4 separate regions of the Mus musculus genome follow, and all the other regions are linked to region 1. Evidence: chromatin loops called from intact Hi-C (ENCODE). Cell type or tissue: left cerebral cortex. All regions are shown on one strand. Links, peaks and the distances in the headings refer to the core of each region. The heading gives the core; the rest is flanking DNA. Region 1 holds the start of Sass6 (SAS-6 centriolar assembly protein). Region 2 overlaps Agl (amylo-1,6-glucosidase, 4-alpha-glucanotransferase). Region 3 overlaps Gm40128 (a long non-coding RNA gene). Region 4 holds the start of Slc35a3 (solute carrier family 35 (UDP-N-acetylglucosamine (UDP-GlcNAc) transporter), member 3).

The links. Peaks named below come from ENCODE experiments on the same cell type or tissue, not always from the same donor. Only the 100,000 strongest peaks of a DNase experiment are listed, where the experiment ranks them.
Region 2: it touches region 1 in a loop (4-fold over the local background); 17 of 42 quality-filtered maps call a loop at or near these places.
Region 3: a loop joins it to region 1, with 3 times the contacts of the local background. A loop is called at or near these places in 11 of 42 quality-filtered maps.
Region 4: it touches region 1 in a loop (7-fold over the local background); 3 of 42 quality-filtered maps call a loop at or near these places.

What each region holds. Positions count from the first base shown.
Region 1 is chr3:116,590,911-116,598,511 of GRCm38, reverse strand. Trmt13 (tRNA methyltransferase 13) reads left to right here. Exons shown (of 12, transcript NM_030016.3): 2 at 2,919-3,873; 3 at 6,002-6,048; 4 at 6,253-6,319. The coding sequence starts at 3,727. It overlaps Sass6 (SAS-6 centriolar assembly protein), which reads right to left and starts at 3,554. Exons shown (of 17, transcript NM_028349.3): 1 at 3,334-3,554. The coding sequence starts at 3,398. In left cerebral cortex, for the core only: a CTCF peak has its summit at 4,044 (motif pointing left); a DNase peak (open chromatin) is centred at 3,576; H3K4me3 peaks cover 1,989 bases; H3K27ac peaks cover 973 bases.
Region 2 is chr3:116,745,590-116,753,190 of GRCm38, reverse strand. It overlaps Agl (amylo-1,6-glucosidase, 4-alpha-glucanotransferase), which reads left to right. Exons shown (of 34, transcript NM_001081326.1): 30 at 995-1,206; 31 at 2,696-2,793; 32 at 6,487-6,574; 33 at 6,678-6,811. Among named protein-coding and RNA genes, the nearest start is that of Slc35a3, 37 kb to the right of the region's middle. In left cerebral cortex, for the core only: CTCF peaks have their summits at 1,789 (motif pointing right), 4,153 (motif pointing right) and 5,349 (motif pointing right); DNase peaks (open chromatin) are centred at 1,800 and 4,170.
Region 3 is chr3:116,833,348-116,840,948 of GRCm38, reverse strand. It overlaps Gm40128 (a long non-coding RNA gene), which reads left to right. Exons shown (of 3, transcript XR_867574.1): 2 at 3,938-4,239; 3 at 4,665-5,592. Among named protein-coding and RNA genes, the nearest start is that of Gm40128, 4.4 kb to the left of the region's middle. In left cerebral cortex, for the core only: a CTCF peak has its summit at 4,735 (motif pointing right); a DNase peak (open chromatin) is centred at 4,744; H3K4me3 peaks cover 557 bases; H3K27ac peaks cover 306 bases.
Region 4 is chr3:116,706,972-116,714,572 of GRCm38, reverse strand. It overlaps Slc35a3 (solute carrier family 35 (UDP-N-acetylglucosamine (UDP-GlcNAc) transporter), member 3), which reads left to right and starts at 2,293. Exons shown (of 8, transcript NM_144902.4): 1 at 2,293-2,490. In left cerebral cortex, for the core only: no CTCF peak of the experiment used is centred there; DNase peaks (open chromatin) are centred at 2,296 and 3,451; H3K4me3 peaks cover 2,017 bases; H3K27ac peaks cover 1,212 bases.

The DNA.
Region 1 (7,601 bases), core at 1,660-6,659:
CATACACATAACCCCCCCCCCATACACATAAAATATATGTAATTTATAAAATAAGAATTTTAAGATGGAGACCAATTTTAAAAGGATACCAGAAGCCAACCTATGGCTCCACACCCATTCTCACTCACATGCACATATACACATATACACGCATGACATAGACACATACACTGCACACACACATACACAGGATTGGAGATGCGCACCTTAGTCATGAAAAAAAATGAGCATCTGCGGCAGAGGGCACAGCAGGAGAGGAGACACAGTAGATAGAGAGAAGTCAAGGAACCAGGAGGAGCGGAGTTCTTGTGTGATGACTGAGAGAGAGTTTAGGAATCGAAACTTAAGAACACGTGGTTATCCAATCCTGGAAGCTCGCACCACTTCCTTCTAGGTAGGGTTCCCTGCTAATTACCCTATCGTCTCCCCAACCGCCTTCCCCTCTACTATGCCTTTACTATACTACTTATGTGGTCACACCTTACTACTAATAATAACTACGATGTAGGGAATCATTAACATATACTAGTTACTATCTTAAGCTCTTTGTATGCATTAAATAATCTCATCCTCAATAATAATGCCATGAAGTAGGCACTATTATTCTGAATTTAAAGATGAGACCAAAAAACAAGTGAAAGTGTAAGCTGGGGGCACAGTGTAGTGGTAGTCGATAACAGCATTGATGACAGCATGCTGCAAGGACAAAGCTTCAACCCACAGAAATGTGCACGCAGTAAGCAAACTGTCCAAGATCACCCAGGCAGTGGCAGAACTGGGACTTTAAACCCAGGCAATCTGGCTCCAGATCTAACCCTGGAACCTGCATTACGCTGCTTCTCCGAGGGGGTCTTCTCAATTCTGTGTCTGGGCGTTCCCTGAGAACCAAGATGGCGACTGGTTTTGATGTTGCTGTTCGGAGGTGAAAGGAAGGAAACCTCATGGTCTCTGTACCCAGAATAGTTTAGGGTACACAGCAGGCAAGTATTTGCTGGGGTAAACTGCTCTTCAATAGTTGGCTAAGGAATCTACGTTGTTCTTCCTATAGGTCAGGGGTTAGCAAAATTATTCTCTAGGAGGTCAGAGAGTGAATATTTTAGACTTTGAAGACTATGGAGCAGTGGTTCTCAACTTACAGGTCTGGTCCCCCATGAGAGTCAAACAACCTTTTCACAGGGGTCACCTTAGACTATCATAAAAAACAGATATTTACATTAGAAGTACAGTTACAAAGTAGCAACAAAAATAATTTTATGGTTGGGCGGGTCACCACAACATAAGGAACTGTATTATCAGGAAGATCAGAAGCCACTGCTATAGAGTCTCTGTCACAATCGTGTGTGGTTGTGTTCCTCTCCGCTACCCTGCTAGCCCGGCCCCTTTATTGTTGCTGTTGCAGTGCTGAGGAGATATATACACATATATATACATATACATAAAAAATATATATATATATATATATATATATATATATATATATATACATATATATATATATACAATCTACCATAAAAGCCACGCAGTAATTTTCCAGCCAATACTCCCATACAATTGCTCATTGATTCTGCATCGCACAGATGCAACCACAGACAGTGGGTAAGAAATAAGGATGGCTGTGCTCCAGAAAAATCTGATTTATGAACAGCTGGTTGAGCCTTGCCATGGGTGATAGGAATATCGGGTTTCTAAACAAGAGTAATTTTTTTTTCCCAAGACAGGGTTTCTCTGTACAGCCCTGGCTGTCCTGGAACTCACTCTGTAGACCAGGCTGGCCTCGAAATCAGAAATCCGCCTGCCTCTGCCTCCCGAGTGCTGGGATCAAAGGCGTGCACCACCATGCCCGGCTGAGTAATTTTTAAAGTTGAAGTTGTGTTTTAACACGATTAACTGTGATTACAATTTAATGTGTCGAAGAAGAGTTCAGAGTGTCAGGCATGGAATCACAAGTAATGGCCCATATTGCCCAACAGAAACAAAATGGACACCACAAACTTGAGTCATGTGTGTCACTTTAAACTGTTTAGAAGTTACTTAAAAAAAATAACTCTCAAAGTAAAAATTAATTTGAATACATTTGACCCCAATATACCCTAAATAAAGCCGCAACAGATAATCAACATAAAATTGAGACTTTTTACATTTCTGTTACTAGCAGGTCTTCAAAATCTATGAATTTTATACTTACAGACATCAGTTTGGATTAGCCCGAATTCAATAACTACATGTCTATATATTAAACATCACAAAATAATCACCAATGAGAGGCTGGGGTGGGGTGGGGGTTACACATCAGTGGTAGAGCATGCTAAGTGAGGGCACCACTTCAACTGTCAAAATCAAACAAACAATAAGACAATTAAATAACCTACAGATTCCTATATACGGCTGATGTTTTAAGTCCATTTTTCTGACTGCTTTGCTGGTTGATTCTGGACCTAATTTTAAATCGCATACCACAGTTTAACAGTCCAGCGACTCAATACATCAGTGTCTTCTTTTTGTTTTTGTTGTTTTTTAATTCAACATTTTTTTCACCGTTTAGTTTCTACAAACATTTTCACACCTGGTCTTCATTGCAATCAAATGAACAGCTAGACATATTAAATCAATTTAGCAAATGAGAAAATGTAATGTTCACAGAAACTAACAACTAAAAAGTTATTAGTAAAAGAGGGAAAAATCAGATCGCCTGTGGTTAGTGTGGCAAGTTTGCATTCATCTGTGCGATAAGATACCCTAGTGTAAACTCTGTGAAGATCAAGGTATCCCCAGGGGTCCGACGAAGGGCTTTACGGGTTGACTTATGTTTTGAATGTACAGAATTCCTGATTTTTCCAGTTTTGGGAGTTGGTTAAATGATTGAAACTGACGTGCGGATGAACCGAAATATGTCACTGAACGTTTTGTTTTGTTTTTAGATGGAGTTCTAAAGCTTCACCCCCAGTGTTCTTCAAAGGAGAGCATGAGTGAAGGGCCGGGCGACCTGAATCCTAGTGCGGACAGCTCCCTGAAGTCACCGTGAAGCTTTTGTGGAAATGACAGGGAGAATCAGAGTTGCCACCCAGAAAGGACAGGCTGGGCTCTGTCCCGCTGAGGGCCAGAACACGGACGTGAAGGAGTCGGCTTGCCATTTCCTCATTCCCTTTCCTCGCGTCCCCTCCGCAACGGCCGGCCCGGCCACAAACAAAGGTATCCATTAAGTCCGCAGGGTCCCTTCCCGATTCCCGGTGTGACAGTCCGACACCCGCGGACCGACCGATCCCCACGGAACCCAGCCGCCATCTTCCCCATTGGCGCGACCCCAACCGCCACCCGCCGGCTCCGGGAGCTCACCTCTCCTCGCAGTCTTTGCATTTCACTAGCAAGGGAACAAGCTGCTGGAACAGAACTTGACTCATGTCGGACCGCTGCCCCGACGGGAGGGTGAAGAAGCCCAGTAGGCCCGGCCTTCGGTCCCGGCTGCAAAGAAGAGCCGGTCCCGATGAGTTTGAGTTTGGCGCTCAGCTCCCGCGGAGGAGGAGGGAAACGATAAACAGAGGGAACGAAGGAGCTTTGGACCTCGTCAGCCACCGTCACCTTTTTCCGGTTCGGGCACCGACCGAGCCGGGCTGATGCGTCATTTCCGTGGACCCACCCCCCTCAGGCGGCCACGTTTGTTAAGGGAAGTGGGACCAAAGGGGACTGACAACTTTGGGCTGAGCCAGGCTTTCAAAAGGACCCAGCGTTATGGAGGCTCCGGCGGCGACTTCGCCCTCGATCGGATTTCCCATCGACGGCAGATGCAACTACTTCGTAGAAAAGAAGAAGCGCTTCTGCAGGATGGTGGCGGCCGCGGGGAAAAGGTTCTGTGGCGAACACGCTGGCTCCGCCGAGGTCAGCTATCGCCCTCCCTTCCTGGGAGTCGCGGGTCTGTGGGTGCTGGACCCCAGTCTCGCCCCTTTGACAGGTTCCTGCTTCCGTCCCATGGATTTAAGTAAATGCAGTTCTGCCCACCGCTCGGAGCCGCGAGGAGCCCCCGAGGAGCATTGCTTTCTTGTACTAAAAGCTCCCTCTGCTGTCTCAGAGACCCTTACACTCATCCTTCCTTCCGCTAGTCCCCCATCCTCAGGGGAAGTGATTATTTTTATAAAGGAGTGCTTGAAAAAGATCACTAGGTTTTATTAACTGGGTTCTAATTAATTATAGTTATTGTTTTTGAACGATAACCACTTGTGAATGCATGGGGAAGAAACTTAGAAACAATTTTTGTTTGTTTGTTTAGACTTGTAGATTAGTAATTTGCCTGTTCTTTATACATTAGGAGCCACTAATACTTTTGCACTTACAACCAAAATGTCTTATGACATTAATGTCTGTTGAGAGACAAAAAAAAGAAAAAAACAAAACAAAACAAAACAAAAAACTTTGCTTTCAACTTTGAAGTTTGTTATTTTACGTTTATTTTTCCTTCTCCGTCCCAGAATAATAATTACAAGTTCATAAGGTGTTTTCCTGGAGAGTTAAGTCTAAAGTCACAGGAAGCCTCATTACCCTCTACACCAAAAAAGAAAACATTTTACTAACCTGCTATACACTGTTTCTAAACTCAAACAATAGATTTTAAAAATGTGTGTGTGTGTGTGTGTGTGTGTGTGTGTGTGTTCTGTGATTACGCTTTGAAAGTTAGAGTACTATTTCCCTTGAAAGACAACTTTCTGTTTTTGAGATGGGGATCTTGCTGAATTGCTCATATTGGTCTTGAACATCTGATCCCAGGAATTCTCCTGCCTTAGCCTCCCAACTAGCTGGTCTCCATCAAAGAATCACACTGGAATTTAATTTAAAAGTCTATACATGAAATAATGTTGTTTTTTTTAATACTGAAAATTCCTTAACTTTCTCTAAAATTCAGTGTGCGTATCTTCATGAACATTCTGAAATAAATTGAAATAAACAATTGAGAAAAATTAAGAGTAAATACTTGGTCAGCTTTGGCTGTAGGGCTAGTACTAAACGTTATTTTGCTTTTAAAAATTCAATTTTCACAAACCTTAGGAAGCAAGTCATACTATTATTCTACTTAATAATATAGTAAGTCTATACTTAATATAGAAAGTCTATACTATTATTTACATGAAGCAGTCAGGATTATAGAGTTAGCAGCTAATAGAAAGAGCTGAGAATCACACCTAACCACTGGCCTCTGGATTTAATAATTGGGCCATCCTGTTGCATCCAGGTTGATAGGATCTGTGGGGCAGACCTGCCAACATTGTTTCCCTTGCTTTTCTCCCAGTGCCTATAATTAAATGCATAAAACATAAAAGACTGTAACTAGCATTTAGAAAAGTTGCAAAGCTAGTGAATATGACCCATTCTAAATTGTTAAAGCCATGCCTTGTTGTTCCTGGCGTATTTTCTCCTGTACTCTATTCTGAGAGAGGGTCTGAGGGTCACCCTGGCTGGCCTTTGGCTCTGTCTGCCCTTCCTCTGGAGAGCTGATATTCAAAGCATGCTCCACCACGCCCATCATTTCCCCATATTTGAACACCTTTAGACAAATACGCATTTTAAAATCAATTTAAATGGGCAACACTTTTCAAAAAGAGCAAGGATGCAAGTAATGAGTATTTTAGTCAGCTCAATTTAGCCACTTATACCCAGTATATATTTATTTCAAAAGATCATTTTGTACATGATGAATATTGTTGTTAGTTAATCCAAAGTACATGGTTAACATCTTTTCTTAATGGTGCATACAATTACTGTACCCATTTTTAGGAGGTGTTATCTCTGATGCAAAATTACATTAGCAAGCCAAAACAGTACTTATTCATTCATACAGAAGCGAGCTACAATGAAGACTCTTATTATGCGGCATGACCTAATCTTGCTTATTTTTCATTGTATCCTTTAAGTTTTCTTACCTTATTTTAGGAATAGAAACACACTGTGGGTGTATCTAACATCTGAATGTAATAAACTTGACATTTAAATAAATGTATCCGTTTTAATTTATTAGGAAGAAAATACTCGGAAAAGAATCTTGTGTCCTTTAGATCCAAAACAGTTAAGTATAAGGTCAAATAAGTGGGTTTTTGTCATTTGGGGTGCGTGAGTGCATTAGTCTTTGTGTGTGTGTGTGTGTGTGTGTGTGTGTGTGTATGTGTGTGTGTTTGTATATATTTGTTTGTGTGATGTACTAGAAACGGTTAAGTTTCACAAGGTTCATTTACGATTTTTCTAACTCTTAAATTTTCTCTTTAAATTTAGCACAGTGTATGAAGACCAACTAGCAAAACATTTGAAAAAATGTAATTCAAGAGAGAAGCCTAAGCCTGTAAGTATTTGAAATGTATGTGTGATATCTGTATATAAATACTTAGTATTATAAGATGCAGATTGAATTTGGCAAATGTACTGTACTCACTTGATAGCTGTACTTTTCTTCCCTCCTCTTTTCTGTACTTGTGTTTTATCTGTTGGCTTGGTTAGATAGGAGGCAGGTTACACTGTGTAGCCCAGGCTAACCCCAAACTTGAGGCCGTCTTCCCTTAGCTTCTCTAGTACTAAGACTACTGGTGGGTGCCACCTTGACCAGCCCAGAATAATTATTTCATGTTTTCTTTTTGCTTGCTTTTGAGATAGGGTGCTGTGCTGCATTACTTAGGCTGCTCTTCAGCACAGCTCAAATGTTTCTTATGCTTTGCTTTCCAAATGCTTCGACGATAGGTACATGATATGCCAACACACCCATCGCCATAGCGGGACAGAGAGGGGTGATGGTGCAGCAAGAGATTTCCAATCAGAGATAAGAATTTAGGATTAAAGTTGTAAAGAATAACTACTGGGCGTCTTTGAGATGCAGACTCAGTGTAGAGATAGTGAATGTGAGCTAGCACCAGGCCACATACATCTTAAACAGTGTCCATCTAAGCCAGAGCTAAACATTTACAGAGATTGATTGATTGATTGATTGATCTTTGGTTTTTCGAGACAGGGTTTCTCTGTATAGCCTTGGCTATCCTGGAACTCACTCTATAGAGCAGGCTGGCCTCGAACTCAGAAATCTGCCTGCCTCTGCCTCCCAAGTGCTGGAACTAAAGGCGTGCGCCACCACCACTCGGCTAGATTTATTTTTTTTAAATATTTATTCATTTTATGTATATGAGTACACTGTCTTCGTGCATACCAGAAGAGAGCATCAGATCTCATTCCAGATGGGCAAAACCATCCCAGATGATTTTGAGTCACCATGCGGTTGCTGGGAATTAAACTCAGGACCTCTAGAAGAGCAGTTAGTGCTCTTAACTACTGAGCCATCTTTCCAGCCCAAAAATTCATATTTATGTTTGGAAACAAAATACAATAATTTGGTAGAAATTGATAAGTATGTTCATTTGCTTCATGATATGGACCATTTTACAGAATGTATCTCAAGATATATTGGGGTTTTTTTGTTGGTGGTGGGGTTTATTTGTGTGTTTGGGTTTTTTGTTTGGTTGGCTTTTTGAGACAGGGTTTCTCTTTATAGCAGCCTTAGGTGTCCTGGAACTCACTCTGTAGTGCAGGTTAGCCTCAAGCTCACAGAGACCAACCTGTCTCAGCCTCTTGCCTCCTGA
Region 2 (7,601 bases), core at 1,272-6,271, 160 kb before region 1:
TCAGCCAATCAATACCAGAAAAGGCTAGCTTTTAAGAAGAAAGAAAAATGGTTAATTCCCAATATGGAAATGCTAACAGCTGGTTACTGACACCGTTCCTACAGCACCAGTGAGCTGAGAGAAGAGGCGGCGTGGTGCCTGCCTCCATGGCCTCTCCCTCACTCTGTGAGCAAGTCACGCACATGGGCAGTCTGGAAATCTTCCCATCCCTTTCTGGAACAATTCCTACGCAACAGAAGCAATGTTCCTACGCAACAGAAGCAATGTTTGAGCTACCTGTACAACTCTAGACTTTCTTTTTTTTTTTTTTAAAGATTTATTTATTTATTATATGTAAGTACATTGTAGCTGTCTTCAGACACTCCAGAAGAGGGAGTCAGATCTCGTTACGGATGGTTGTGAGCCACCATGTGGTTGCTGGGATTTGAACTCTGGACCTTCGGAAGAGCAGTCGGGTGCTCTAACCCACTGAGCCATCTCTCCAGCCCTAGACTTTCTAAAACGTAAAAAAGAAGTAGGTGGGGCTGGTGAGATGGCTCAGTGGGTTAGAGCACCCGACTGCTCTTCCGAAGGTCCAGAGTTCAAATCCCAGCAACCACATGGTGGCTCACAACCATCTGTAACAAGATCTGACGCCCTCTTCTGGAGTGTCTGAGGACAGCTACAGTGTACTTACATATAATAAATAAATAAATCTTTAAAAAAAAAAAAAAAAAAAAAGAAGTAGGTGAAAGTAACTGTATGTTTAATTCAGTGCATATGAAGTGTTATTTGTTAGCACAGTGTGTTGAGTATGAAGTTAGTCCTGAGCTGTTTGTCATTCTTTTGGGAGAGGTATTTGGTCTTTGAATTTATAGCATATCTCCATCTAAAGCAGCCACATTTTCTAAAACATAGATAATTTATTTCATAATGAAGCTAAATATGAAGTTTTGGCAATAACAGATGTTTAAATGTTCTGAAGATCTACAAAATGTCTCTTGTCACTTTTCAGGAAAGGTTGTGGCAGTCTCGTACGATGAGTGGAACAGAAAAATACAAAACAATTTCGAAAAGCTGTTTCATGTTTCCGAAGACCCTTCAGATCCTAACGAGAAGCATCCGAACCTGGTTCACAAACGCGGCATCTACAAGGACAGCTATGGTGCGTCGAGTCCTTGGTGTGACTATCAGCTCAGGCCCAACTTCACCATAGCAATGGTCGTGGTGAGTGATATAGTGCCTTCACATTTCAAAAATGTCATGGTAACTCTACTAAGGGCCTTTTTTCTTCTGTTTGGTTTTAAGTTCCACTTAACCATGAAACATTATTGCTTTCTGGATAGTATTCTATGGTTTTAGAGTAATTTAGTATGCATACCACCTCTAATCCAAAACATTTAGTGTCAAAAATGGAAAATAGTGGATGCAGAGAAACAAACGCTCCCAGAGTCACACATGCCCAGTACCTGGCGTCTATGCACACACTGGGCTGAATGGACTGGGTCTCTTAGGCCAGGTCCAGCTGCCTCAGTCGGCCTCAGCCCTCACCCTGGCCTGCTGAACATTTGTGTTACCTCAGCGCATGCCACAAACAGCTCCCCAGTGCACTAGACAGAAAGCTCTGTGTTAGGGAATGTCCACAGCAGCTTATAGTCACATCTGTCTCCTTTGTGGTCTTTCTCTCATTAGTTCTATTTAGCTAAGGATTATTTATTATTAATTATTATTTTGTTTTACCATTTTATTGGGGGGGGAGGAGGAGCCTGCATGTAATGTATGTCATGTATATGCAATGCCCCAAGAAGCCAGAAGAGGGCATCAGATCCCTGAGACTAGAATTACACCCTGTAGGTGTGGGGAAATTGAACCTATATCCTCTGGAAGAGAAGCTAGTGTGCCTAACCACTGAGCCATCTCTCCAGCCACCTAGCTAAGAATTCTTGATCCCCTTTTATTGTAAAATCTCAGTCTAAAAATAAACTCTTCAGGGCAGTGGACTAGGAGGACTGTGTTTAGCCATGCCTCCCTGGGTGTTTGACTTTGTCAAAAAGATTACTAAGCAGATATTACTAATTGTAGTGGTATGAAAGTGTACCCTTTCAGACTGGAGATGGCTCAGTGGTTAAGAGCAGTGACTGCTCTTCCAGAGGACCCGGGTTCATTTCCCAGCAACCACAACTCTCTGTAACTCACACCCTCACACTGATATGCATGCAGACAAAACCCAGCCATGCACATAAAATAAAAAGAAAGAAAGAGAGAGAGAGAGAGCAGGCTTGCACAGAGGCACTTTGGCGTGATGCCTTTGCTCCGCTTTCTCTGTAAGATGGGTGCAGATTTTCTCTCCTTCCACCCGTCGCAAGCATTTGTGCTGTTGGCGTACAAGTTCTGAGTTCATTATCGCCAAGAAGAGAGGAGAGAAGCTTCGGGTACGCGTATAGGGCTCCTGCACGCCTAGGACGTGGCAGCGGGAGGTGAGCTCTGCCTCCGGTGTAGCTGTGGCTCCTGTTTGGTTCTTGTTCACGGGTGGCCCCGGTGGCCCGTGCGCTCTCCCAGCCTCTCAGCCGAGAAAGGCGACTCAGATTCCGCCTCGGAGGATTAGAGTCGTCAGGTTCCACTCACCATCTGACCTACACCATATTCTTACATGAGTAAGAACTAATTGTTCTGCGATATTAAAATGTTTTTTCTTTGTTTATTTCACCTTCATTAGGCCCCTGAACTCTTTACTGCTGAGAAGGCTTGGAAGGCTTTGGAAATTGCAGAAAAAAAATTGCTTGGTCCCCTTGGCATGAAAACTTTAGACCCAGAGTAAGTTGGAATATTAGTATTAAGAAGGTTGTTGAGTTGGGTGGTGGGTGTGAATGCCTTTAATCTTAGTACCCAGGAGGTAGCAGAAGCAGGTAGCTCTGAGTTCAAGGCCAGTCTGGTTTACAGAATGAGTTTCAGGATGGACACAGAGAAACACTGTCTAGGAAAGGAAGGAAAGGAAAGGAAAGGAAAGGAAAGGAAAGGAAAGGAAAGGAAAGGAAAGGAAAGGAAAGGAAAGGAAAGGAAAGGAAAGGAGAAAGGAAAGGAAAGGAAAGGAAAGGAAAGGAAAGGAAAGGAAAGGAAAGGAAAGGAAAGGGGAAAGGGGAAAGGGAAAAGAAGAAGGCAGTTGAAATTGTGTTTAACCCACATAGATTAGTATTATTAGTATTAGGCTAGAGAGATGACTCAGCAGTAAAGAGCACTGACTGCTCTTCCAGAGGTCCTGAGTTCAATACCAAGCAACCATAGTGTGGCTCACAATCATCTGTAATGGGGTCTGATGCCCTTTCTGGTGTGTCTGAAGACAGCAACAGTGTACTCATATACATAAAGTAAATAAATAAATCTTTAAAATAGCTCTTGAGCCCAGCATGATGGCGTATACTTGTAGCCCAGCCTCTGGATAGTTGAAACAGGAGAATTGAGAGTCCATGATGGCCTTCCACTGTCTCACAAGTTTGAGACCAGCCTGGCCACATGAGAGCCCGCCTCGTGAGGAGCAGTTGGAAGGATGTAGCTCAGTGGTAGAGTGCATGCCTACCACATGTAGGACCCTGGGCTCTGTCCTCAGCACCACACCCCCATATTCATTTATGTGTATAAGTGTTCTGCCTTCATATATTTCTTTGTGCCACATGTGTGCCTGGTGCCCTTGGAGGCAGTAAGAGGGCATGGATCCCCTGGAACTGGAGTTACAGACAGTTGTGAACCATCATGTGAGTGCTGGAATTGAACCCAGGTCTTCTGCAAGAAGAACACATGCTCGTAACTGCTGAGCCATCTTTCCAGGCCCTCAAGGACAGTCTTTATGTTTTGTTTTTGTGGATAGTTTTTCCATACTCCTGGATAACCTACACTTGTTTGTGCTATTTTAAGTGGCAGGCATATGTGTCCACTTGTAGTGGTGGCTGTAATGATCTTCTTTTCCAGAAGTCTCCGTCCTTCCTGGACAATTGCACCACTCTTTCTGCCTAAATCAGTAAAGAACTGTGGTTTTTTTATCTTACAATTTGCATTTGCAAATGTCTTTACTTTTATAACCCTTTTCCTAAATTTCTAGGGTCTTTCTGGGTTTTTTGTTTTTGTTTTCTTATGTTTTGCCTACATGTAGCTCTGTTGCACCACTTGCATACAGTTCCCACAGAGGCCAGAAGAGGGCATCAGATACCCTGGAACTGGAGCTACCGGTGGTCGTGAGACATGTGGATTCTGGGAATTGAACCCTCATCCTCTGGGGGAGCAGCCAGTGTGCTTACCATCTGAGCCAGGCTTTTATACTTTATCACGTGCTGATTTCCACTGCAGACCAGGCCGGCCTCTGCCTCCAGAGTGGGGTGGAATTAAAGGCGTGTACCGCTATACATGGCCTGCCTTCTTTCTTTCTTGGTTGGGTTTTTGTTTTTGTAGCTTCCTGGAACTCACTCTGTAGACCAAGCTGGCCTTGAACTTAGAGATCTGCCTGCCTCTGCCTTCCAAGTGCTATGATTAAAGTCATGTGCCACCACTGCCCCTGTGTCAACTGGCCTTTCTATATACTGATCTTGCTATTTCGTTTCTGTTTATTGAGACAGAGTCTTACACAGCTGACACTGACCTTGAACTCCTGACCCTCCTGTCTCAACCTCCTAGCATTAGACACATACCACCATGCTTGGCTTGATTTCGTTCTTGATACCCAAAATTTTGTTTACAGATACTTGTTATTTTTTTGTCTGTTTGCATGTTCAGCTCAGGTGTGGTGGCACACAAAGGAAGGTCTCTGTGAGTTCAAAGCCAGCCTGGACTACTGAGACATTTCCAGGGCAGCCAGGGGCGCACAGTCAGGCCCTGTCTCAAACTCTAAGCCCTCAAAAACAAACAGAAGACTTGCTGATCTCACTAAAAGTTAATGATAAAGGTTCATATGGCCACTTTGTGTCATGAAACAACATCTTAAAAGTTACAATTTAGTTAAATTGTACTTACTTACTTACTATGCATAACTCATCTGTTGGCAATGTTTATAACACTGCTCAGTATATAACTTTGTTTTAAATTCTACATATTATAGCAATATCTATTCAACTGTTATTTATAATCTGACCGTATACTCATTTTACTTTTTTAAAGATAGATTTATTTATTTATTTATTTATTTATTTATTTATTTTATGTATATGAGTACACTATAGCTGTACAGATGGTTGTGAGCCTTCATGTGGTTGTTGGGAATTGAATTTTTAGGACCTATGCTTGCTCCAGTCGGCCCCGCTCGCTCAGTCCCTGCTTGCTCCAGCCCAAAGATTTATTTATTATTTTACATAAGTACACTGTAGCTGTCTTCAGACATACCAGAAGAGGGCGTCAGATCTCATTATGGGTGATTGTGAGCCACCATATGGTTGCTGGGATTTGAACTTAGGAACTTCGGAAGAGCAGTCTCTTACCCGCTGAGCCATCTCGCCAGCCCTCATTTTAGTTTTTGTTTTTTGTTATTGGTTGTTGTTGTTGTTGTTGTTGTTGTTGTTGTTGTTGTTGTTTGTTGTTTGGTTTTTTGGGTTTTTTGAGTTTTTTTGAGACAGGTTTTTTTTCTGTGTAGCTCTGGCTGTCCTGGAACTCACTCTGTAGACCAGGCTGGCCTCCAACTCAAAAATCCACCTGCCTCTGCCTCCCAAGTGCTGGGATTAAAGGCATGTGCCACCACTGCCCGGCCTCATTTTAATTTTAAAATAGCTTCATAGAGAAATTTAAAACATGACCCTACATGGACTAAGGTTGTATAAATTGTGGGATACTTCCCCAGTATAGATAAGGCCCAAGGTTTGATCAGTAGGCACCACAAAATAAATAATTTACATAAATAATGCCTTTCTGCTCTGTAGTCAATAAAACCTTATCTTTACTTTTTCGTAATTCAAACAACTGTTTGGACATTTTAATTGTTGTGCACATATTGAAAGCCTACTGAAATGGTTGACTTTAAATACAATATAGACAAGCTCCTTGAAGACAAGATGCCTCAATATTTTTATTAATTTTTTTAATTAGCATACAAAATAATAAGTTTAATTATGACACTATTCATACATATTTCTGTGAAGGCTCCTCCCCCTGCTCCCTGGCTACCTGTCAATCTTCCTCCCACCCGACAACCCTCACTCTGCCCTCACATTACATATATCCGGTACTGTTCTTGCCTTCCCTTGCCTTGCCTTCCCGTCCTCCCTCCAGGGGCCCTCTTCTAGTATCATTTATATCCTACCTATGTATAAATTAAAGTCTGGGATGTAAATGAGAAGAAAACATGCGGATACTTGAACATATTGTTAACGTCCCCTGTACTTGGTATTAAGTAAGGTACCGACGCTGAGCGAGCTCACGCTGCAGATTAGGAAAGAAGAGGTTCTTTTTCTTGCCGTTGTTACTGAAAAGCTGATGCCTCCTGTGTGAGGCCTGACCCTCTTTTACTGACCTCACACGCCAATCCTTTTGCAGTGACATGGTTTACTGTGGAGTTTATGATAATGCCTTAGACAATGACAACTACAACCTTGCTAGAGGCTTCAATTACCACCAAGGACCTGTAAGAATTTCATTTTCTTTTCAGAGTTTTCAATTTAACTTATTTTTAAATAAAGTTAGATATTCACAATTCTTTTTCTCTTTGTTTTTAAATCATATTTTAGGAGTGGCTGTGGCCAATTGGGTATTTTCTTCGTGCAAAGTTGTATTTTTCCAAAATGATGGGTCCAGAGACTGCTGCGAAGACTGTATTTTTGGTTAAAAATGTTCTTTCTAGACATTATGTTCATCTTGAGAGGTAAGTCATCCCGTGCCTGATGTCCAGTCAGTGTATTAGCTACCAGGTAAGCAAGGGTTCCATAGAATTTGTCTTTGTATGCCAAGTGCATCTTCATGGAACCCACCCTGTGCTCTGTACCGTTTTTTTCAACCATGGAATTTCTACCTCCGTTAAGTATTTTGGTTCTTATATTTTATATAAGTATTTGAGGATCTTATATTTTATGATCTATACTTGTAGAATAGTCTTTAATTTTCAGGATAACTGATAATTTGGATATATTAAGATAGAATAAAATAATAGTTGAAGTGTTCAGGTTGAGCCTTTTGAGTTGATTCATTTATCAAGTAAAAATTTTCATTATTTTGAAAATATCAGTTGGTCTTTTGACTATTACTTCAAGTGGTATTTCTTGTGCCCTTTGACCTAATTATTAGTAAATTAAACAGTATTGGTATTGTGTACTTTTCTAAGATGGTACAAACTTAGCCAAAGACTTTCTTAATTTCTTCTTTTTAAGATTTATTTATTTATTTTATGCATATGAGTGCACTATACAGATGGTTGTGAGCCTTCATGTGGTTGTGGGAATTGAATTTTTTTAGGACCTCTGCTTTCTCTGGTCAGCCCCGCTCACTCTGGTCAACTCTGCTCGCTCAGTCCCTGCTTGCCCCAGTTCAAAGATTTATTTATTATTTTACATAAGTACACTGTAGCTGTCTTTAAACACACCAGAAGAGGGTATCAGATCTCATTACGGGTGGTTGTGAGCCACCATGTGGTTGCTGGGGTTTGAACTCAGGACCTT
Region 3 (7,601 bases), core at 1,768-6,767, 240 kb before region 1:
TCAATAAACAACTTAAAGAACAATATAAAAAAGCAGTCAGTTTGACTCCTGGGTTCCACCTGTGCAGGCAAACACATGTATAGACAAGTAAGCACACAGTCACAAATATACACACAATTCTTTTTTTTTCTTAGAAATTTGATTATTAGACACATAGCTCAGGAGTATAGTGCTTGCAGAGAATGTATGGGATCTAAAGACTCAATTCTCAGTACCAACAAAAAAGTTACTTTGTTTATTAGCCTGGTGGTTCTGTTTGTTTTTCATGTAATGTAATTCTATGTAGATACAATTTTATAGAGAGTAAAAATTTTTCCTTTTAGTACATGTAGTCATGTAGCCACCACAATCAAGGTACAGATTATTTCTGCCACCCTAAAAGAATCATGTTTATCCCTACATGGCCAAATCTGTGATAACACATGAGGTGGTTTGAATAGGTATTATCTCCATAGACTCATGTGTTGGAATGCTTGACTCAGGGAACGGCAGTATTAGGAGGTGTGGCCTTGTTGGAGTAGGTGTGGCCTTGTTGGAGGAAGTTTGTCCCTGTGAGGGTGGGCTTTTAGGTCTCCTATGCCCAAGCTACACCCAGTATAACATATAATTCCTTTCTGCTACCTGGAGATCAAGATATAGAAATTTCTGCTCCTTCTCCAGCAGCATGTCTGCCAGGATTCTATGATGCTTTCTGTTACAAAGTGAATAGACTAAAACCCTGGAATGTAAGTCAGCCACAATTTAATGCTTTTCTTTATAACAGTTGTCTTGGTCATGGTGCTTCTTCTCAGCAATGAAACCCTAACAAGACAGAAACTGATACCAGGAACTGGGGGTTTGCTGTGATAGGTCCAATCATGCTTTTGTTTGGAGGAATATTTATTTTGAGACATTGTATTTGGAAAGCAGTGGGATGCTTTTAGCAGGGCACAATGGGCCATACTAGCAAGAACATGGAAAACAGTGTTTCTGAGGGTGATTTAAACTGTGGGGGCTCAAGGGGCTTTAGAGGGGAAGAATTTTAATATGCTGCCTAAAGATCATTCTTGTGGCACTTTGATGAAGGATGTGGCTGCTTTTTGCCCTTGTCCAAAGAATCTGTCTAGGGCTAAAGTGGAGAGATTTAAATTAATTGCATCGGCAAAAGAAATCTCAAAACAGCCTACTATAGACTTTGTTCTGTGTTTCACTCTTATCAAGAGTGTTTTAATGAAATGGAGAAAACAAACGTAAAAATGGAATTTAGGGAGTGGTAACTTCAGTGCGAGATCCCACTCTGCTAAGCTTCAATCTTGTGAGAAGGAATTAAAGAAAAGCTGAGGTACAGGCATGGCAATAGACTCCTTGAGTTCCAACAGAAGAAACCTTTAATCCCAGCACTCAAGAGACAGAGGCATACAGATCTCTAAGTTCCAGGCCAGCCAAGTTTAGAGAGAGAAGAAAACCATTGAAAACAGAAAACTGGTAAAGATAAAATTGAATAAGGGGGCCATGTTCTGACCCCAGCAAGCAGCTGAACTTGGCAGCTTCAGCCATGTAGCTCTGGCTCTAGAGTCAAAGATAGAACTAAGGGGATGTAGAATCTCTCTCTGCAACTAAGGAAAACTGTTGAGTCCAGGCATCTGGCAGGGGTGTCCCTGCATGGAGGCCCAGAGAAGCCATTTTGTGAAAGAGTTATGGAATCTCCTTCTGTGACTAAGGAAAGCTGCTGAGGCCAGCCAGGAGTACGGCAAGGGCATCTGCATGGAGGTCCAGAGAGCCCATTGTGTGAAGCTAGACAGGTGAAGCCTATATTGTCCTGGAGACATACCTGCCAAAGAGAGCTGCTAACAAGGAGAAGAACCAACACAAGAGAAAAAAAAATGTGTTGCAGTCAACAAAGTTCAAAGGAGTTGAAGATCTGAAGAAAATCTTGGCATTAGACATGGAGATGCATGTTGGGATTAAAGAATTGACACACAAACGATACACATACAGATCTCAGTTAAGCAAGAATCGTTTATTGAACACCACACCCAAGACTGATTGATTAGGACCACAAAAGGACTCAGGAGCCTACTTGTGGTACCAGTCTGTTCTTAGGGCAGATGTTTTATAGGAAACACCAAGTTCAGAAGTTCAGAAGGCAAAGGTGAATGTAGTACTAGATTTTGGCTAACTTGGGATCTCTAATCTTAGTCCCTCACTGGTTATTTTTGTGAACGGAAAAAACACATATTCTACCCAGTTACCTGGACAGCAGTCAGTTGCTTCTATATATAACTTAAAATCTATTCCGTTTTTTGTCTACTGATTTTCTGATATATACTGGATTGATTTAGGATGTTTTCCAAGTTTTTTTTTTTCCTTGAGAGTTTTCAGTTGCCTATTCTCATTTTATAGATCCGCCATGACATCCATCATAGACTGCTTCTTACTAGCTTTGTTTGTAAATTCAATAGTTTCCTAACTTTAAGAAGTTTTATGTGGTGGTTTGACTATGTGTGACCTAAGAAATAGCACTATCAGGAAATGTGGCCTTGTTGATGATGTGTGTCACTGTGGGGGTGGGCTTTGAGGCTCTCCTTCTAGCTGCCTGAAGATAGTCTTCTCCTGAGAGCCTTCAGATCAAGATGGAGAACTCTCAGCTCTTTCTCTAGCACCATGCCTGCCTGGATGCTGCAGTGCTTCCTGCTAGGAAGATAATGGACTGAACCTCTGAACCTGTAACCCAGTCCCAGTAACAACCTTCATGAAAGTTGCCTTGGTCACAGTGTCTCTTCACATCAATGGAAACCTTAGCTAAGACATTTTGGTTTTATATTTTTCTGCTCTGTGAATTGTCTATTTCCCCAGGAATCATAAGTTTCTTGTAACTGTGAAAGGATTAAGGAGCCTGTTGCAACTTAAGATTGAAGCCATGGAAAGTCTAATAGCTCATACTGTGAAAGAACAAAGTTTGTCATTAAACCAGCTTTACCTTGAGTAGGTAAATTACATATGCAAGCCCCCTCAGGACTCTGGTAAGGAGCTGGGATAGCCCCTGACAGAGGACTCACCTTCAAGGAGCCAAAAGAGCAAGGTCCGTGCCAGACTCTTGGTGGGAGGGAAGAGCAGTTCTAAACCAAAGGTTATTTGTTGATTGTATTGATTTTCAAAAACTTAACTGTGCTGGTTAAATTTTGGTCAACTGAACACAGGTAGGGTTATCTGGGAAGAGGGAACCTCAACTCCAATTGCCTCCATCAGACTGTCCTGTGCACATGTCTGCAGGGAATTTTATTGATTAATAATGGATGTTGGAGGAATCAGATCACCATGGGCAGTGGTCCTGGGGTGTATAAGAAAGCAAGCTGAGAACCAGGCATGGTAGCCCATGCCTTTAATCCCAGCACTGCGGAGGTAAAGGCAGGCAGATCTCTGAGGTCTAGGCTGGCCTGGCCTACAGAGTGAGTTCCAGGACAGCCAGGGTAAAACAGAGAAACCTGTCTCAAACAAACAAACAAACAAACAAACAAACAAACAAAAAAGAAGGAAGGAAGGAAAGGAGGGAGGCAGGCAATCAAGCTGAGTGTACTACGCTGTCAGTGCTCCTCCCTGGTTTCTGCTTCAGTTCCTGCTTCTCCTCTTGCCCTGACTTCTCTTTACAGTGGACTGTGATAGAGACATTCGAGTCAAGCAAACCCTTTCTTCCCCTAGCTGCTTTTGATCCTGGTATTTATCACAGCACCAGACAGCAAACTAGAACACAGACTAGGATGTGTGATGCGGTCCCGCGGACAGGGAAGTCATAAGTAAAAACCAAAGAGCAGAGTTCTGTTTCTCTGTCGATAGCAAAGGTTCGCAGACACCCGCTGGTTAAAAAAAAAAAAAACAGCACACGTTTCTTCCCTAACAGAATCTAGGCACAGATTCATGCAGCCCTCTGGTTTTCACCTGCAATCCGGGTATTTTCCAGGGCTCGGATCTCAACTGGAGAGTGATCTGCCTCTGGGTTCATGTGATTGTTAGAGAAATACGACTGCGCTTGTCCTCCTGCACCAATGGCTCCATTTCTTGAAGGCTGACATCCATCACCACACTCAGCTCCTTTTCACAGCACTTCATAGTGTGGCTACGTAGTCACATATGCGAGCCCAGAAAGCGACTGAGACAGCCGGGACATTATACGTACACCACAGGACGAAATCATAGACATAACAAGCCATCCTGTCCGCTATGCCAATGGCAAACTAGTCGTGCGTGCCATCTACATTCAAGGTAAGGAGAAAAGGGCGATTCTCTGGAGGTTTCCATTCCCCAAGCTGATTCTTCAAAAGCTCTTAAAGGCAGGGGAGATCCAGTGTGGACTTAGTCCTGCTTCAGGATAGCATACCACCAAGGAGAAAAAGGCAGTGGATACGTGTGACCCTTAGAGCACAGGGAACCTAGAGGGATTTGGGGACAAGCTGAGGCAGAAGGACGCCTTAAATTCTTTGTATCTAGCCGGGCATGGTGGCGCACGCCTTTAATCCCAACACTTGGGAGGCAGAGGCAGGCGGATTTCTGAGTTCGTGGCCAGCCTGGTCTACAGAGTGAGTTCCAGGACAGCCAGGGCCACACAGAGAAACCCTGTCTCGAACACCCCCCCCCCTCCAAAAAAAAAAAAATTCTTTGTATCTGACCTATTCTTTCTTTGGGCATAGAACCACCTAATAAGGAAAACCCAAGACTGAAGTCAACACATGTAAATGTCCACACGGGGGCAGCAGACACCAGGACATTGTGTTCCGAATGCCTGACTCCGAGGAAGAACAAGTTCATTTCCTTTTATGGCAGCTCACGGCTCCCCCTGTCTGGTCCTTGAATGGCAAGGGAGGTGCTTGCTTGTTTTTTATTCCTCCATCCCCGTAAAGCTCCGTCCCTGATATGTCCCCAATAAAGACAAAGGGCTGTATCCTGCATAACCCGCAGAGCAACAGTGACTGGGGAGCAGCAATGAGGGCCCCCCTGAAACAGGGACTTAAGGAGACTTCCACAGTCCAAGAGCCCACATGTCTAAGTCACAACTGTATCGCAGTCGGTGTCGGGTAAAGCCCGTCTTGTTCAGAGTTGGTCCAGAATTCGTGCCCTCAGTGAAGAAGCTTCAGAAACTCGCTGGCTTCTACCCTGTGAAGATTCAGAAAGGCATCATCTAGGCAGCAGGAAATGAAGCCTCCTTAGACATCAAACCTTCAGTATCCTCGATCGTGGTTTACAACTGTAAGGCTTCGCAACTGTAAAGTACATAATAGCTGGCATTTTGTTATAGTGCTATGAACAGAGACAAAGGAAATTGTAGTGACACATTTTTTATGAAAACACCTCTTGCATTAAAAATAAACTAATTTCCCAGATCTTGCCACCATGTTAATAAGGTGCCTAGAGAGCATTCAAGACTGCATACTTAACCTGCTGTCCTACTATGCATTCAGCCTATTTACGTTTAACCTGCCTTTGAGAGAACAATATACCCAACCTCACTATATCTTGGATTGTACATGGAATCAGCTTTTACAGCCTAAGTTAAGTGATAGCTTTAACCCATTTATAAATGCTTATTTATTTTATGTTGTGATCAAGAATATCTTGCTTGCATGATTGTGTGTGCACTAGGTGCCCCGTCGACCCACAGAGAGCGTCAGACCTCATGAAACTGAAGTTACAGATGGCTGTTACCTGCCACATGGGTACTAGGAAATAAACCCAGGTCCTCTGCAAGAACAAGTATTCTTAACCATTGAGATGTCTCTCCAGCCCTACATAGCTTTAATCTTAAATTACAGACTTCCATGCCCCTGACGCAAAATTATATATGTATGCATGCATGCCTGTATGTGTGTATATATGCATGTATGTATATATGCATGATGTATGTGTGTGTTGTGGTAATCGCTTGCTGAAAATAGCAAACAAGTTGAAAGCAACATTAAAAAATATCAGCCGGGCGTGGTAGCACACGCCTTTAAACTCCAGCACTCGGGAGGCAGAGGCAGGCAGATTTCTGAGTTCGAGGCCAGCCTGGTCTACAAAGTGAGTTCCAGGACAGCCAGGGCTATACAGAGAAACCCCGTCTCGAAAAACAAAACCAAACCAAAACAAAAATATCCACCATAAATGTTGCAAACAACATGGAGAAAGCTTGATAATGTGTGTTTGTAGTTCTGTGGGTTTCTGGGTCAGTCGTGTCAGTAACATGACCTCTTCCCTTATAAAACTCTCCCGCTTACAGTCTGAGCAGTGTCTTCTGTTAGCTCTCCTAGAGTAAGCTCACCTTTGACTGTAGCAACAAACACACAAGAGAATTCTGCCCTCCCCCCAAGGAAAATTAAACTCTCCAGTGACTTGGTTTTGACAAAACCCTGAACTCTTTTGGGCGTCCCCAAAACAACGGCAAGCAGGTATGATGCCTGCTCGTTCTCTCTTTTCATTTTACTGAGTTTGCCCGAGAGACCAACCAGATGAGTCCTGTGGCGCAGTGGTCCGTGCCAGGAAACTGGGTAAGGTTGACTGGGTTCACAGACCCCAGGTCCCAGGGACCCATCTGAGGATGGTAGGCATGTCTCTGCTCCCTACCAAGATTCCTGGCCCAGAACATGTGACCCACAAAGGGACATGACCAGTGGTCATGTAGCCCAAAACAAAGATCTCCCCTTGCTAGTGAGGTATTTAGAGGCCCTGAGGGTTTAGCCAATAAGCTTCCCTTCCTGGACATTCCTTTCTGCAAACGGTATTTAATTTCTGGTCTACCCTGGGGAAGTGATAATGGACCCATTTTCCACAATGAACGGTCAGAAAATGGTATGGATAAGCATGAACCGCCACTTTCACCAAGAACTACCATGGGGAACATGGAGAAAGCCTTTGTCTACAGAGCCATGCTGCCTAAGTCTCCCTCAGAAGGCCCCTCAGGGTTCCTGGACTCATCATCGCTAAACTAAGCTAGAGTTCCCCTCCCCCCAACGCCACCAGGCTCATCCTCAGCCCACTGGCCCCCTTTGTTCCTGACTCTATGGTTTCTAGTGGTGACTGGATGTCCAGGAGTCAGGGAACCCCAGCGTCAGCCTAATTCTCTGTTATTTCTCACTGGGGCTGACTGGCGTAGGGTAAAAGCAGTCTAGTGTTTCCCTCTAGTTTCGCAGCCCCAAGCAGCATTCCCACACCCCAGTGTCAAGGCAGGATGCAGGACCACAGCCCTGCTGGAGAGGTTTGATAGATTCTCAGTCTGGGACATGTCTAGGGGGAGAAATGAGACAAAAGCAATGGGGCTGGAGTAGGGTCCAGCTTCAACAGACCCCTTTTCAGCAAACATGACTCCAGGGAAGTGAGACAGTGCATACTCAGGTGCAACTACTGCTGGTACGCCTGCTGCCGAGGAAGACTTAAGACAGGACTTAACCCACAAATAGACTGTAAACACAGATGAGAAACACAGAGAGAGACACACACAGAGCAGGGGAGGTATAGATAAACACATAGATAGACAGGTAGGTAGGTGGGTAGGTAGGTAGATAGATAGATAGATAGATAGATAGATAGATAGATAGATAGATAGATGGATAGATAGATAGATGGATAGGTAGGCGGATGGATAGATAGATAGA
Region 4 (7,601 bases), core at 1,138-6,137, 120 kb before region 1:
GTGAACCATACATTTATAACCAATCTGGGCTAGATAGCAAGATTCAGGGCAGACTGGACTATATAAGGAGACCTCGTCTTTAAAACCAAATTAAACAACAGAAAAGAACTTATGTCCATTTCATATTTTTCCTGCTTATATATTTTAAATGTTCCCTTTCCTTTACAATCATACATTTATGGAGTATCGACTGTTTTCTGGGTATCAGTATACACATACACCAAAGATACACACACACACACACACACACACACACAAACAATTCACAATAGTGCCAAGGTGTAATTAGCATGTACAAGGATATTAAGTGTTTCGTTTTATTTAAAAAAAAGAGAGAGAAAAAAAGAGCCAAGATATGTTTGTAGAGCCAGGAATAGTAAGGTGTGGGAGGGGTGCCTTGGTGGGCTCATGCTGAGGCATCCCCTCCCCACACCCTCCAAAGACCAGCCATACGACAGATATGGTATAGAATTGAGTTTATTTATAGAGACATGGGAAGGGGAGTTGAGTAGAGACAGAGAGAGGGGGAGGAAGAGAGGAGGAGGGGGAGGGGAAGAGGAGGGAGAGGAGAGAGGAGAGGAGAGGCTGGCTAGGAACAGAAGAGAGTGGGGGGAGGAGGAAGGGGAGAGCAGAGAAAGGGATCAGAGAGAGAAAAAGGCAGAAAGAGTAAGAGAGTGAGGAGGGACTAGCCAGGTCTACCTGGAGATAGTCAGGTTGGGCAGAGCTTAGAAGGAATGCCAACAGAGTTTCTTTTTTAAAAAATGGAGAAAGGGTTCAGTGGGAAGTATATGAGGTACAAAGGCCTAGGGTCAATTGGCAATAATTGGGGGGGGGGGGGTTGGTAGGGAGGAAAAAGGGGATAGAAAGCAGATTTGAGTGCTCTAGCTTTTGATCCTAGCTAGCACAGAGAGGCTGAGACAGGATGGTTGCTAAGAGATCGAGACCTTCAATGCCAGCCTGGAGCCATCCTGAGCTACAATGTGAGACCCCGTCAAAAAAAAAAAAAAAGTAAGAAGTATAAGAAGTATTGTATTTGTTACTTTCTTTTTGCCTGAGAAAGCCACTTAGAGGGAGGACTTATTAGTCCTCCCTGAAACATCATCGTTTCAGATGTTTTGGTTCATGGTGACTAGGTTTCATTGCCTCTGGGTCTCTGGTTGGAACTTATGTACTGGGGCAGTTATTTACCAAAAAAAGCATACAGGCTGCAAAGAGAGCTAGAGGAAAGGCTAGGTTAAGACACACCCTCAGCGACCCACTTCTTCCAAATAGGCTTGTGCCACCATTTACACCATCTCCTAATAATACCTTCAAAGATTTAATACATCAGTGGCTTAGGTCAGAGGTTCACTATCCATTCACTTCCCCCAACATCAAAGTCCATTAGCTGGCAACCAAACCTTTACCACATGATGAATCTTTGGGGGACGTTTTAGGTTCGGACCCTAGCAAATATCAAGATCTAATCCACATTCCATCCCCCAGAAGTTTTCTGAAGGTCGGATTACACAAACATTTAAGCGAGGCATCATGTGCTAACAGTCATTTAATTTTATTTTTCTCCGTTGTTTTCTAACGATGCTTCCCTAATGGATGGTTTTAATCATTTGCCACGCAAAGAAGCGTAAGCTTAATTCTAGGAGCATTGTTTTAACAGGGAAGGGATAAATCTGCTGTATCCGATGATCAATCCGGACCCAGAATATTACATTTCAGCCTGTCCACAGCCAGCAATGGCTACAGTGGTTGGGAACTTTTGGAAATACATTAGCAGACTGAAACGTAATATGCATGAGATTCTTGCAGACAGGAAGAGGTAAATTGCTCTCTTTCTCTCTTCACCTTTCCCCTGGTTAGTGACACTAAGCCCATTCTGCGTTCCTGACACTCTTCCAGGTCTCCCAGGGTGGGGGACAGGGATCATTCCTAACCGAACCAGCTGGCTCCTAGACTAAGGTTGGTAACCTGCACCAGGTATAATCTTGTTTTCAACTCACTGGTGGTCATTTTCAGGAGCCAAGATCCGCCTCCCGGTTCTCATCAGAGTTCTTTGATCCAAAGGACTTTGTCCCCTTCCTTAAGTGACAGATCATCCCGCCACTTTCTGCCGCAGGACTGTGGGGAGAGAGACACCTTCCTATCAAACTCTCCGGCGACCGTGAGACTGTCACGGGAGCTGCGCGAGGAGCAGCCGCGGTTGGGGTCGCCTCAGGGACGCGTCCCGCAAGCGCGAAGCTGGGGCCCCCGGAGCCGAACAGGGAACGGCGTTTGCCGGGGCCGAGGCGGAAGCCGGATCCTTTGGCGGACCGGACCGCGGGAACCCGGAAACGCCTGGGCCTCACCGAAGCGGTCCGGGCCACAGAGCCGGCGGGAGCCGGCGGTGCTGCGGGTCAGCGGACGCGGCGGAGCCGACGGGCTCGGCAGCCTGGGTCTCCCGGCGTCGCGGAGCCCGGGGCTCCAGTGCGGGCAGCTGGCCGAGCCGCACGGCGGGTGAGCGGAGGGCGCTGGGGGAAGCTGGCGGGACGCCGAGGCCGGGCTGGGAGGGCGCGGGGCGGTTGAGGCCACCGGGACCACAGCGGACGGCTGCAGCCCTAGTTTATGAGGAGTAGATGAATGGGCGCCTTGTACCTCCGGCCTGGACGTGCCGAAACGTTCTGGGTGGAGGAGGAAAAGGTCGGGAGGGGAGGGGTGTGGCAGGCAGTGTGCCTGCAAGCTCCAGACTGGCGGGCCAAGTGCCTTGGGGGCCAGGCTGGCGGCCTGTCCTTCCGCGGTCATTTCGGGAGCTCCGGCTCAGCCTGTGACCCCGGGCTAGGGACGAGTCTGCTCGGTGAGAAAGGACGGTGTAGTCAAGAAGCTGCAGGGACTTGGAGAGATGGAAAGGGTGCCCGTGGTAAGTCTAGACCGAAGGCGATGGGTGTCCATCAGTGTGTGTGGCGAGAGTTTGCAGGGGTTCTAAGTATTGAAGAGTGGGGAGCTTAGTGAACATTTTATTTAAGCTAACTCAAGTTTCTGCTAGTTCAGATTAATTAAGGGATATTAAACGAAGTAATGGGTTTTAACTGTAGCAAGGCACTTATAGGAGTGTGCCCTTTATTATATCCTATTAAACGCAATATTTGAAGATGGCACCTGAGTTGAGTCTTTGTAGACACTTATTTTGGTAGTTACAGGTAATGTTTGGTTGTTTCTCACGTCTTCATTCCGTTGCTACTAACTCAAGTTGCTTGCTTTCAAATGAATGACTCCTACGTTTATGCGTCTGACTAACTTCCCTCCCTTTAAATTTTTTCCTACCGCATCTGCCCTTATTTTCTGGTCACTTTCAGGTGCACCATACCAATAGCTTCCAAAACGGAACTTGCAGCTTTAAGTCTTTCTGCCTTGGAACTACGCCTGACCTGATAGCACACGCATGAGCAGGGCCCCCTCTCTTCTCTGTCTCACTATCTCCTGGTTCTCTTCATCCACCCACACACCCCCACTCCTGCCCCCTCTTCACTGTGTGTGGCTGTGCTGGGCAGTGAACCCCGTGGGAATTGACGGAGCACTCTGTCACTGAGCTGTAATTTTAGTTCTTTGCAATCGCTTTTTGAAGCTGGAGATTTAATGCCACTCTCTGACAGTTCTCTCAGAAATACTCAGCGACAATTTACTTAGTTAGTGGTTCTAGGGATGGAACATAGGTCATACTGAAGGCTAGGTAAGTGCTTAGCTACTGTGGAGTATCCATAACCAAGAATAGATTTTAAATAATTTAGGTAGCCATTAAAAACCCTTCAAAATGTAAACCACTCCATGATACAAGTTAATGTAATCCTTTCATTCTTTTTTAAAAATAGTTTTATTTCTAAGCTAGACATTCTTTTTAAAAAAGTAACTTTACCCAACATATTGAAATGTTTTTAAGATAACCATAGGATTTTTTATTTATATATTTTTAATTTTTATTGGATGCTTTATTTACATTTTAAATGTTATCGCTTTTCCTGGTTTCCTCTCTGGAAACTCCCTATCCCTTCTCCCCCTCCCCCTGCTTCTGTGAGGGTGCTTCCCCACCCTCCTTCCCACTCCTGGCATTTCCCCTACACTGGGGCATCAAGCCTTTACAGGACCAAGGGCCTCTCCTCCCATTGATGCGGGACAAGACCATCCTCTGCTACATATGCAGCTGAAGCCATGAGTCCCTCCATGTGTACTCTTTGGATGGTGGTTTAGCCCCTGGGAGCTCTGGGGGTTGGGGTTCTGGTTGGTTGATACTGTTGTTCTTCCTATGAGGTTGCAAATCCCTCAGTTACTTCAGTCCTTTCTCAAATTCCTCCATTAGGGACCCGTGCTCAGTCCAGTGGTTGGCTGAGAGCATATGCCTCTGTATTTGTCAGGCTCTGGCAGAGCCTCTCAGCTATATCAGGCTCCTGTCAGCAAGTACTTCTTGGTATCTACCATAGTGTCTGAGTTTGGTGTCTGTATATGGGATGGAGCCCCAGGTGGGGCAGTCTCTGAATGACCTTTCCTTCAGTCTCGGTTCTACACTTTGTCTCCGTATTTCTCCCATGAGTAATTTGTTCCCCTTCTAAGGACTGAAGCATCCACAATTTGGTCTTCCTTCTTCTTGAGCTCCATGTGGTCTGTGAATTGTATCTTGGGTATTCTGAGCTTTTGGCTAACATCCACTTATCAGTGAGTGCACATCATGTGTGTTCTTTTATGACTGGGTTACCTTACTCAAAATGATAATTTCTAGTTCCATCCATTTGCCTAAGAATTTCATGAACTCAATGTTTTTAATAGCTAAGTAGTACTCCATTGTGTAAATGTACCACATTTTCCGTATCCATTCCTCTGTTGAAGGACATCTAGTTTCTTTCCAGCTTCTGGATGTTATAAATAAGGCTGCTATGAACATAGTGGAGCATGTGTCCTTGTTATATGTTGGAGAATTTTCTGTGTATATGCCCAGGAGTGGTATAGCTAGGTACTCAGGTAGTACTATGTACAGTTTTCTGAGGAACCTCCAGACTGATTTCCAAAGTGGTTATACCAACTTGAAATCCCACCAGTAATGGAGGAGTGTTCTTCTTTCTCTACATCCTTGCCAGCATCTGCTGTCACCTGAGTTTTTATTCTTAGACATTCTGACTGGTGTGAGGTAGAATTTCAGGGTTGTTTTGATTTGCATTTCCCTGATGATTAAGGATGCTGAACATTTTTTCAGGTGCTTCTCAGTCATTCGGTATTCCTCAGGTGAGAATTCTTTGTTTAGCTCTGTATTCCATTTTTAATAGGGTTATTTGGTTTTATGGAGTCTAACTTCTTGAGTTCTTTGTATATATTGAATATTAGCCCTCTATCGGATGTAGGATTGGTAAAGACATTTTCCCAATCTGTTGGTTGCCATTTTATCCTATTGACAGTGTCCTTTGCCTTACAGTAGGTTTGCAATTTTATGAGGTCCCATTTGTAGACTCTTGTTCTTAGAGCATAAGTCATTGGTGTTCTGTTCAGGAAAATTTCGCCTGTTCCTGTGTGTTTGAGGCTTTTCCCACTTCCTCTTCTATTAGTTTCAGTGTATCTGGTTTTATGTGGAGGTCCTTGATCCACTTGGACTTGAGCTTTGTACAGGGAGATAAGAATGGATCAATTTGCATTCTTCTACATGTTGGCCACCAGTTGAACTAGCATCATTTGTTGAAAATTATGTCTTTTTTCCACTGGATGGTTTTAGCTTCTTTGTCAAAGATCAAGTGACTATAGGTGTGTGGGTTTATTTCTGGGTCTTCAGTTCTATTCCATTGATCTGCATGTCTGTCTCTGTACCAATACCATACAATTTTTATCACTATTGTTCTGTAATACATCTTGAGGTCAGGGATGGTGATTACCTGAGAATATTGTTATTATATAATAATATTATTGTTGAGAATAGTTTTCGATATTCTGGGTGTTTTGTTACTCCAAATGAGTTTGCAAATTGCTCTTTCTAACTCTATGAAGAATTGAGTTGGAATTTTGATGGGGATTGCATTGAATCTGTAGATTGCTTTCTGTGAGATGGCCATTTTTACTATATTAATCCTGCCAATCCATGAGCATAGGAGATCTTTCCATCTTCTGAGATCTTCTCCAATTTCTTTCTTCAGAGACTTGAAGTTCTTGTCATATAGATCTTTCACTTGCTTTATTAGAGTCACACCAAGGTATTTTATATAGGGTTTCACATCATAGTCCTCCAGGCTGACCTGGAACTTAATAAGTAGTCCAGGATAGCCTCTAACTTGTGGCACTTTTCCATTGGACCTTAATTATTTCTGAAGTAGGACAATTATCATTGGTTCCATTTAGATGACTTTTGACGATGACACAGGTCATGTGATTTTCGCTTTATCCTACATCACTGAGTTTGAGATGGATGTATGCACTCAAGCACGTGCCTTTTAAGGGTTAATACCTGCCTAGGCGCACACCTTGAATCCTGGCACTTGGGAGGTGGAGACAGGTGGATTTCAGCCTGGTCTACAAAGTGAGTTCCAGGACAGAGAAACCCTGTCTCACCCTCCCCAACACCCCCTCCCAAGGAAGTTAATATCCCAAATGAATGTGCACAGGCGATAGACTCAATGGAAAGGATTTCTCTGTTAAAAGCTGCATTTTATGATTCAGTAATAGAACTAACTAGGATTATGATTATAATTCAGTAACTAGGTGCTTTTTTTCTTGAAAAATTTTGAGTTTCTATTTGATGTTAAGTAATTTTTTTCAAAAGTTCAGAATAATATGAATAGTTGCTTAATATTAGATTTCAGTTTTAAAAACAGCAAGTGTATGTTAAGGCTATTCAACTTAATTGTCTCCATTAATGAAAGAGTTAACACTGTGATATATATATATGTGTGTGTGTGTATTCTTTCTTTTCTTTCTTTTTTTGTTTTTGTTTTTTGTTGTTGCTGTTTTGAGACTTGTTGGAAATGGGTGTAGGGTTATATCTCCATTAGGACTACAGGTTTGTGTCATTATGCCTGGTATGTTATATATGTGCACTAAACTTTATTTTAATTTTTTTTTTTTTTCGAGACAGGGTTTCTCTCTATAGCCCTGGCTGTCCTGGAACTCACTTTGTAGACCAGGCTGGCCTTGAACTCAGAAATCCGCCTGCCTCTGCCTCCCGAGTGCTGGGATTCAAGGTGTGCACCACCATGCCCGGCTTATTTTAATTTTTAAAGAATCTTTTTTTAAAGCATATTTTCTACGTGTTTTGCCTGCCTGCATGTATGTATACCATGTGCATACTGTGTTCTCAGGTCTGAAGAAGGTTCTGGATTCTTAGGAACTGGAGTTACAGATGGTTGTACGTACACCGCCAATGCTAGGAATTGAACTCTAGTCCTCTTCAAGAGCAACCATTGCTCTTAAGCCCCAGCCATCTTTCCAGTCCTGTTAGATAGTTTAAAAAATGTGGTGTTGTTGGTATTTAAGGCAGTGACTTTTGAAGCTAGACCAGTATCAGCTTCTCTAGTTTTCTGTCCAGAACTGTTCATCATCTACATTGAAGATACAGTCAAATGAAGCCAAACTAAACCAACAGCAACAACAATAACAACAGGAAG